2 separate regions of the Homo sapiens genome follow, and region 1 is linked to region 2. The links are chromatin contacts, found by Hi-C or POLR2A ChIA-PET in ENCODE. All regions are on one chromosome and are shown on one strand. Each heading gives the region's core, a stretch centred on a gene start or an enhancer-like site at or near the end of the contact. The rest is flanking DNA. Distances are from core to core; before and after follow the strand shown.

Region 1 (3,388 bases), core at 383-2,882, 42 kb after region 2:
TCTAGCCAGGGTGTTTTCCCAGCCCCCACGTCCATGGCACCCCCAGTCTCTTCTCTGCACATCTGGATTTCCTACGGGGTTTCACTGGTGTCCAGGGCCGTCACCCAAAGGTGCCTGGCCTGGAGTAAGCAGAGGCTGGAACACAGCCTGAGCCTGGAACACAGCCTGAGCCCTGCTTGTCAAGTTCTGCTTCTGACCAGCGGAGGGGGGCCCAGACTGGGTGCCTATTTCTAATTCCTGGAAAGGTATGTGCCCGCCGAGGCCCAGCTGGTGTCCCCCTCTAGATGAAGTCACCTGCTGGGGCCACCACGACCCACCTGGGGCCCGCTGCCAGATCCCACCAGCCTCTGCCGCCTTTGCCCGGTGCCACTGCCACTGCCCCAGGTCACCACCATGATGATGAACCAGGCTCCCCATGAGGTGCCATAGCGGCACTATGTTGTCTGGGGTCTTCCAAGCCACGTTGTTACAGGAAAATGCTACACTTCCCAGATGGTTTCAAAGTGCAAGCTGCAATAACTCACAGAGCTTTGGTGAAGTCACTCATTCTATTTTAACTCAACTATGGAACTAACTCTACTGTTGAAGGCATGAGGGCGCCGGGCGGGGGAATGAACCAGAGTGGTGGCCATTCTGTGGGCCTTCCAACATTCCTCATCTTCGAGATTTGTCAGTAAGGGATTCTTACTGATTCAGACTTGGGTCTGGGTCCTCTTTGTGAAGATACACTTTGTGTCCTCAAATTTGAATGTTTTCCCAGAAAGCTCTTGTGTCCCCAAGACAGATTTCTGGTGGCCTCCCCATCACTGAGCCAGGCAGGCCCACACATGCCTGCCCCAGGCTTAGGGTGGGGCGTGCTCCATCAGAAAGAACAGGTCGATCTTCTTTCCTTCTTCCCTTCCTTCCAGGTTACACAGCGACATGCAAAGTCCTCCCCAGTATGGACCACATTGAAGCAGGTGTGAGGCAGACACCAGGGCTTCCCAGCCACCAGGCTTCTTTGGCCACTTTTTCGTCTTGTCCTGGTAGAAGGTGGCCATGAATCCAAGCACCCCTTCCAGCCTCACGAGATGAATTAATTAGCCTAAACTGTTTGTGGTAATTCCTTTCCCCTTGTGAGCAATTTGGCACTTTTTGGCACCCAGTCTCTGGTGTGACCTCGCCATCCTCATTGGCACAGCCACCCTGGGAACAAAAGCCATCCTCACGTGTCGCTGAGATCCCAGCCATGTGCACACTCAGCCCAGGTAGGCTGCAAGGGCAGAAGCCTCTGAGACCCACTGACTCTTAGCCTTAATTCTTCCAAATCAACTTTAATTTGCCCCAAATCCCCACACACCAGGACTGTGCCCAGGCTGTGGGGGTCTTACACAGCGTGAAAACTTCAGGAACTTCCTGCTGTCATCAGTTACTGGTCTTCCTATTTACCGTTTGGACAACCACAGACTGAAGGAATCTGAAATGGACCCGTCGGGTCAGTGGCTCTGAGCCACTGTGGGAATGTCTGGCAAGGCTGGAAGCCCTGGGGTCTAAGGTCCAGGGGGCCAAGGTGCACCTGGGCTGGCCTTTTGTTCACAGGCTTCCCTGTGATCTCCCTCCAGCCTGGGAGAAAAAAAAAAATCTCTCTTCCATGCTCCTCTCAAAGGCACCCCCTGCAGGACATCCACACGGTCTCTCTGGGAGCTTGGGCTTTTATTAAAGACACAGCAAGCCTGCCTTGCCAAAATCCCTCAGACAAGGCCATGCCAAGGGCTGGCGACCTCCTGGTAATGTGAGAAGACACCAGAAGAACACGTACTCCTTTTTCAATTAACTGTCCCCCCATCTTTCCGAGGAAATCTGACTCCTGTACCAAGCTTGCCTTCTAAACAGGTTGAGAGCCTAGAAGCCAAGGGACAGGGCTGTGAGGGGAAAGACTGGGCCCAGCCAGTGAGTGGGGGGCAGCCTGGGAGGAGCATGTTGGCAGCATGAGCCCAGCAGGGAAAGAAGGCCTCTGGCCTCTGTCCTGAATGGCAGGAGGAAGTCACCGTCGGCCACCCTCACAGCCCAGGGTTGGGGCTTCTGGAGTGACTGATATCACCCCACGTATGAATCTGGCCCTGATGCCAAGGACTGTGATTCAACAAGGCAACTGGGGCCATACACAGGGGTGCTGGGCCCTGTAGGAGACAGTGGCAAGGCCCTGCTCTCAGGCTCCTGGGTCCCAGTGGGGAGGCAGCCTCATGCATGGATCCTTAGCCCGTGAGGAGCAGGATGGCTGCAATAAGGAGGAGGAAGCCTGAACAGCTGATTCCTCCTTGGGCGGTGGGTGGGGTTGGCTCTGTGGGATCTGAGAAGGCTTCTTGGGAGAGGTTGGGTTTAAGTTAGGACCTTGAGACAGGCAGGAGGAAGCCATTCTAGAGAAAGGTGGCAGTTTCTGGGAGGGGTTTATAATTGAAGCTGGGGCATCAGGGGTATGTCAGAAGAAGGAGGGGCAGTGGAAAATAAGCTTGTAAAAACAGCTTGAGGCCAAACCACAAAGAACACTGAATGCCTGGGGAGGGGGAGTTTAGTTTGAATTTTTATTGTTTATGCATGGTCATAGTTTAAGGATCCCTGCCCCCAGTCTCAGATTTTGCCTTTTCCTGCTTCCCAAGCTTTCAGCTGGTTCTTTTAGTATTTACCTTCATAGCTGTAAATATTATGCTTAGATTACTATTTGATTTTTCTACTTATAATGTCATTCGTTGAGTTTCTGCTACAGAAGATGAGATGTTTATGTATAGTGAGAGCAGTATACATAAACATACTTCCTATCCCTTCAAATAGAGTTACATTATAATTTTAGTTCATTAATAGTTTGCATTACATTATTATTACTACATCAACAATACTCACAGCTGAATCATATAGTAGACCATGGTAACCTTTTGCTTGCTTATTTTGTACTTTTCCTGAAATTAATCATTACCTTGTTGTTTGCTTCTTTGTTTTAGTTTGTTTAAGTTTCTAAGTACTTATTACTAATGAAACCCCAAAGTTTTTGTCAAGTATAGACATCTCCTTTCAGGCTGTTCAGAAAGCCTGTGGTGTCCTACCAACTTCACCCTCCTGGGAAGCTCTTCTGAACCCTAGAGTCCTGTGCATAACCATTTGGGAAAATCCCTTCATCTCTCTCCTGGGTTAAGGTCCCCTTGCCTTCTTCCTCATTTCACCCCTATGTTTTGATAGAGCACATCCCCCAGTAGCTTTCTGAGAAAAGGTGCATTTGGGGCCGTGATACTTGAATACCTGGAAAAGTCTTTTCTACCCTTGCAGTTGATTGATAGGTTGGCTGGGTATAGGTTTTAGGTTAGAAATCATTTTCCTTTAGAATTTTGAAAACACTGCTCCATTGCTTTAAAAAATG
Region 2 (2,949 bases), core at 138-2,637:
CATGAAACAGTATCTGCCTCATTTAAGATGATTCTCATCTGGCGTTTGTCCAAATGCTTACTAATGATTTCAAGTCAATGAGTGGGGAGAAGCAGCAAGTACAGAGAAAACAGATTGTGTCTGGGATAACTCTCTTCCTCTTTTGCAGTTAAGTATCAAAAACTGCACAGTATCACCAACGTCACCCACACAACCACATTCGCGAAGTCATTAAAGTGGCCAAGTCGACCATGTAGGAAGTTTGTCACGGCTTCGGCAAAATCATAATAACCTAAAACTACCTAAACTGAATCCCATATTTGGAAGTCATAGACAAGTTAGGTTTAATGTGCATGGATACTATAAATGGTGAATTACAAAAGAAAAAATCACAAACTTATTACTAGTGAATCACCAGGCAACAACAGTGTCAACTTGGTTAGGACAGAATCACACAGATCTTGGAACCCAGGAGATACCGGGGTAGGTGGCCAGGATGGAGAGGGCTCTCAATAAAGGTCTCTGTAAAAACAGCCGGTCGGCTACGAAAAGCACCTACTGCGCAGGGAGGAGGCTGCACCAGGACAAAAGCTGGTCAGGCGTCAACTCAGGCAAAAGCTATCGCCCCCAAGCGATTCTGGAGATGCAAGAGAGGCATGAAACAAAACAAAGTCCAAGAAACGCGGACAACCGGGTTACCGCTGGATCTTTCGCTTTCCCAACGGGAAGACCAATGTCGAAACTAGACTGCGTTTACCAAGGTCCGCTCCTAATTATTTCATTAGAGGAAAAAATTCCAGGGAGCACTGGATAGGAGGAAGGGAGATGCTGCCTTTCAGATCGTAGAAATACAACAAGAACCAAAACAGAGGAATTCCCACCAAATCCTACCACCCTCGTCCCTTCGCCTGCAAAGCCTCTGCTCTCCCAAGCCCGCTTCTCTCCTCAAATTCTTGCCAAAGAACAATCTCCCCATGCTTACCACCGCCCCCCGCTCCCCCGACTCCGATTCCTGAACAAGGTTACTTTCCCAAAGTCCTTGGACTTCATCCAGAGTTGGCGCGCCTTAAAAAGCAGCGCCCCTCCAAGTCCCCGCCCCACCCAACACCCCGTTTCCAGTCTCACCCCCTCCGCACCAGGCCCCGCTCCCCAGGCCCCCCGGACATACGCGCCACGCCTGCCCGCCTTACCATGTACCAGGTCCCCAGGATGATCGTCCCGGTGCGGACATGGCAACAGCCGCAGCACCGGGTGCTGTAGAACCGGTCACTGCGGTTCCGCTTGAAACTCATGGACACCATCGTAACAGGCGGGCCTCCTTCTTGGCCGGGCCCCTGACAAACGTTCTCCACCCGCAGCCAAACTCAAACGGCTGTTTCACGGCCTCCAAAACCCAACGACGCGTCTTCAAACCCGCCCCCGGCTCGTGCCCCTGCCAGCTTCTTCGCGCCTGCGCACTGAGCGCAGCGACTTCGGCTTACCCACCCCTCTTCCTCCACACAGGCCAATGGGGAGCGGAAGGCTGGATGGACCGGACTTCTGATTGGAAGAACTTGGGGATTGACAAGACCTCACGCCCAATTAGAAGTGCAACTCGCCTCAGCGAGTCTCCGCCTGTTACGCGAAGGCAAGGGCTGGTTCTCGGGCCTAGGATAGTTGGGGATAGGTATGTCCCCGTAGTGCACTATTCCCGAGATGAGACCCGCAAGAAAAGAGGCATTTAATGGAAAAAGGGAGACACGAGACAGCGCGGATGGCAGAAAGCGGGCACAAGGGGCTTTTCTGAGCAATGTGTGCCACGTACTGGATGGGAAGCGTCACAGGCTGATAACGTGACCTTTGCGCGCAGCTCAATTATTGCGCGGGCTGGGGGCGGGGCCTGCGGGGAAGGGACAGAGCCAAGCCCAGCCTTGAGCCATCCTCGCCCCTGTGGCGGAAATGGGAGGGTGCCTGGAGGAGTGGAGGGATTGGATTTACACCCTCTTTTCCCTCCGAAGCCTCCTTGGTGGGGGCGAAGAAAGACCATCCAACCCTGCCAAAGGCAAAAGGATTAAGGATAAATGAAAGCAAGATAATGTAGAAGAACTACTTAGCTGCTGGGTTTTTGGAGATGAGTGATTTTTTTTTGTAGGGAGAAATTATGAAACACATTGAAATGGACAAAAAATTACTGAATGTCTTCAATGAAAAAACAGCCATAGTTTGGCACACCGTCCCGGGCATTCTGTTGCTAGAGGGGCTGTCCGCTTTTCTTTGTGGTGCTCTGCACAACTCGGTAAGACCCCTCGTATTGTTATCTTACCCTTCCTTGGGAAAAGCCATTTTGCATCGATTTGTAAATTCATTCCCCAGTCCTGATTCAACAATATAGATGGGTGCTTTAAATTCTGCTTAGAGCTGGTTCTAACAGCTTACTGGTCCCCGGGTTAATGAGTAAATAAATTTTTTACACGTGTTCATTTTGTATTTCTGTGAGACCTGTGACTTCACCGTTAAAAAATGTATTTATCATTTAATGCTTTGGTAAACACACTTCTTTTCAGAGAATAGAAAGGGCTTCCCTTCTGCCAGGGCATATTCTTAGCCAGAGACCACACTGAATTCAGAGTAAAGGTTATTTCTTTGGCATGGCTTCTTTGAACACTGCCTGAAATTATGTATGTATTTGTTGATTATCTCCCCAATAAAATACAAATTTTAGGAGAGCAGAGACTATTCACCACTGAAGGAGTTGTCCATGGAGCTTATTTTCAAACCATCTGGGAAGCAGTAGTTAAGCCCGCCCACGCTAAAGGATGGGGTGTGGCTGGCTAACTCAGAATGAATTATGACATTTCTCTACTTATGTAGGGAGTAGATTATCTTAACCCCGCCCCACAATTTCGTATCCCTTATTTTGTTCTAGGCACAGATCCAATCACTTTATTTTCAATCATTTCATTCCTACAACTAACTGAGATAGGTACTCTT

What was found. A loop is a pair of places that touch in the nucleus more often than their neighbours do. ChIA-PET counts read pairs that join two places held with the same protein, here RNA polymerase II (POLR2A). Pooled maps may share reads with other maps.
Region 1: a loop to region 2 is called in a map of mammary epithelial cell, with 11 times the contacts of the local background. The contact joins the enhancer-like site here to the promoter of LAPTM4A in region 2. A Hi-C loop is called at or near these places in 26 of 168 maps with a recorded cell type or tissue (CD4-positive, alpha-beta memory T cell, Caco-2, Calu3 and 17 more), 6 of 37 single-sample maps with no recorded cell type and 35 of 50 pooled maps. POLR2A ChIA-PET finds 5 or more read pairs at or near these places in 19 of 52 experiments (A549, A673, AG04449 and 14 more).

Annotation. Positions count from the first base shown.
Region 1 is chr2:20,092,164-20,095,551 of GRCh38, forward strand. All of the region lies in intron 2 of LAPTM4A-DT (LAPTM4A divergent transcript), which reads left to right. Among named protein-coding and RNA genes, the nearest start is that of LAPTM4A-DT, 42 kb to the left of the region's middle. RefSeq lists an enhancer at 1-96. Within about 2 kb of position 1,633, at least 5 of the 41 ENCODE cell types and tissues checked have a DNase peak (open chromatin) inside an H3K27ac peak, as active enhancers do; they include IMR-90, gastrocnemius medialis and mammary epithelial cell, where a contact is called at or near this core.
Region 2 is chr2:20,050,241-20,053,189 of GRCh38, forward strand. It overlaps LAPTM4A (lysosomal protein transmembrane 4 alpha), which reads right to left and starts at 1,388. Exons shown (of 7, transcript NM_014713.5): 1 at 1,170-1,388. The coding sequence starts at 1,280. It overlaps LAPTM4A-DT (LAPTM4A divergent transcript), which reads left to right and starts at 1,897. Exons shown (of 5, transcript NR_187142.1): 1 at 1,897-2,254. RefSeq lists enhancers at 524-663, 1,199-1,398.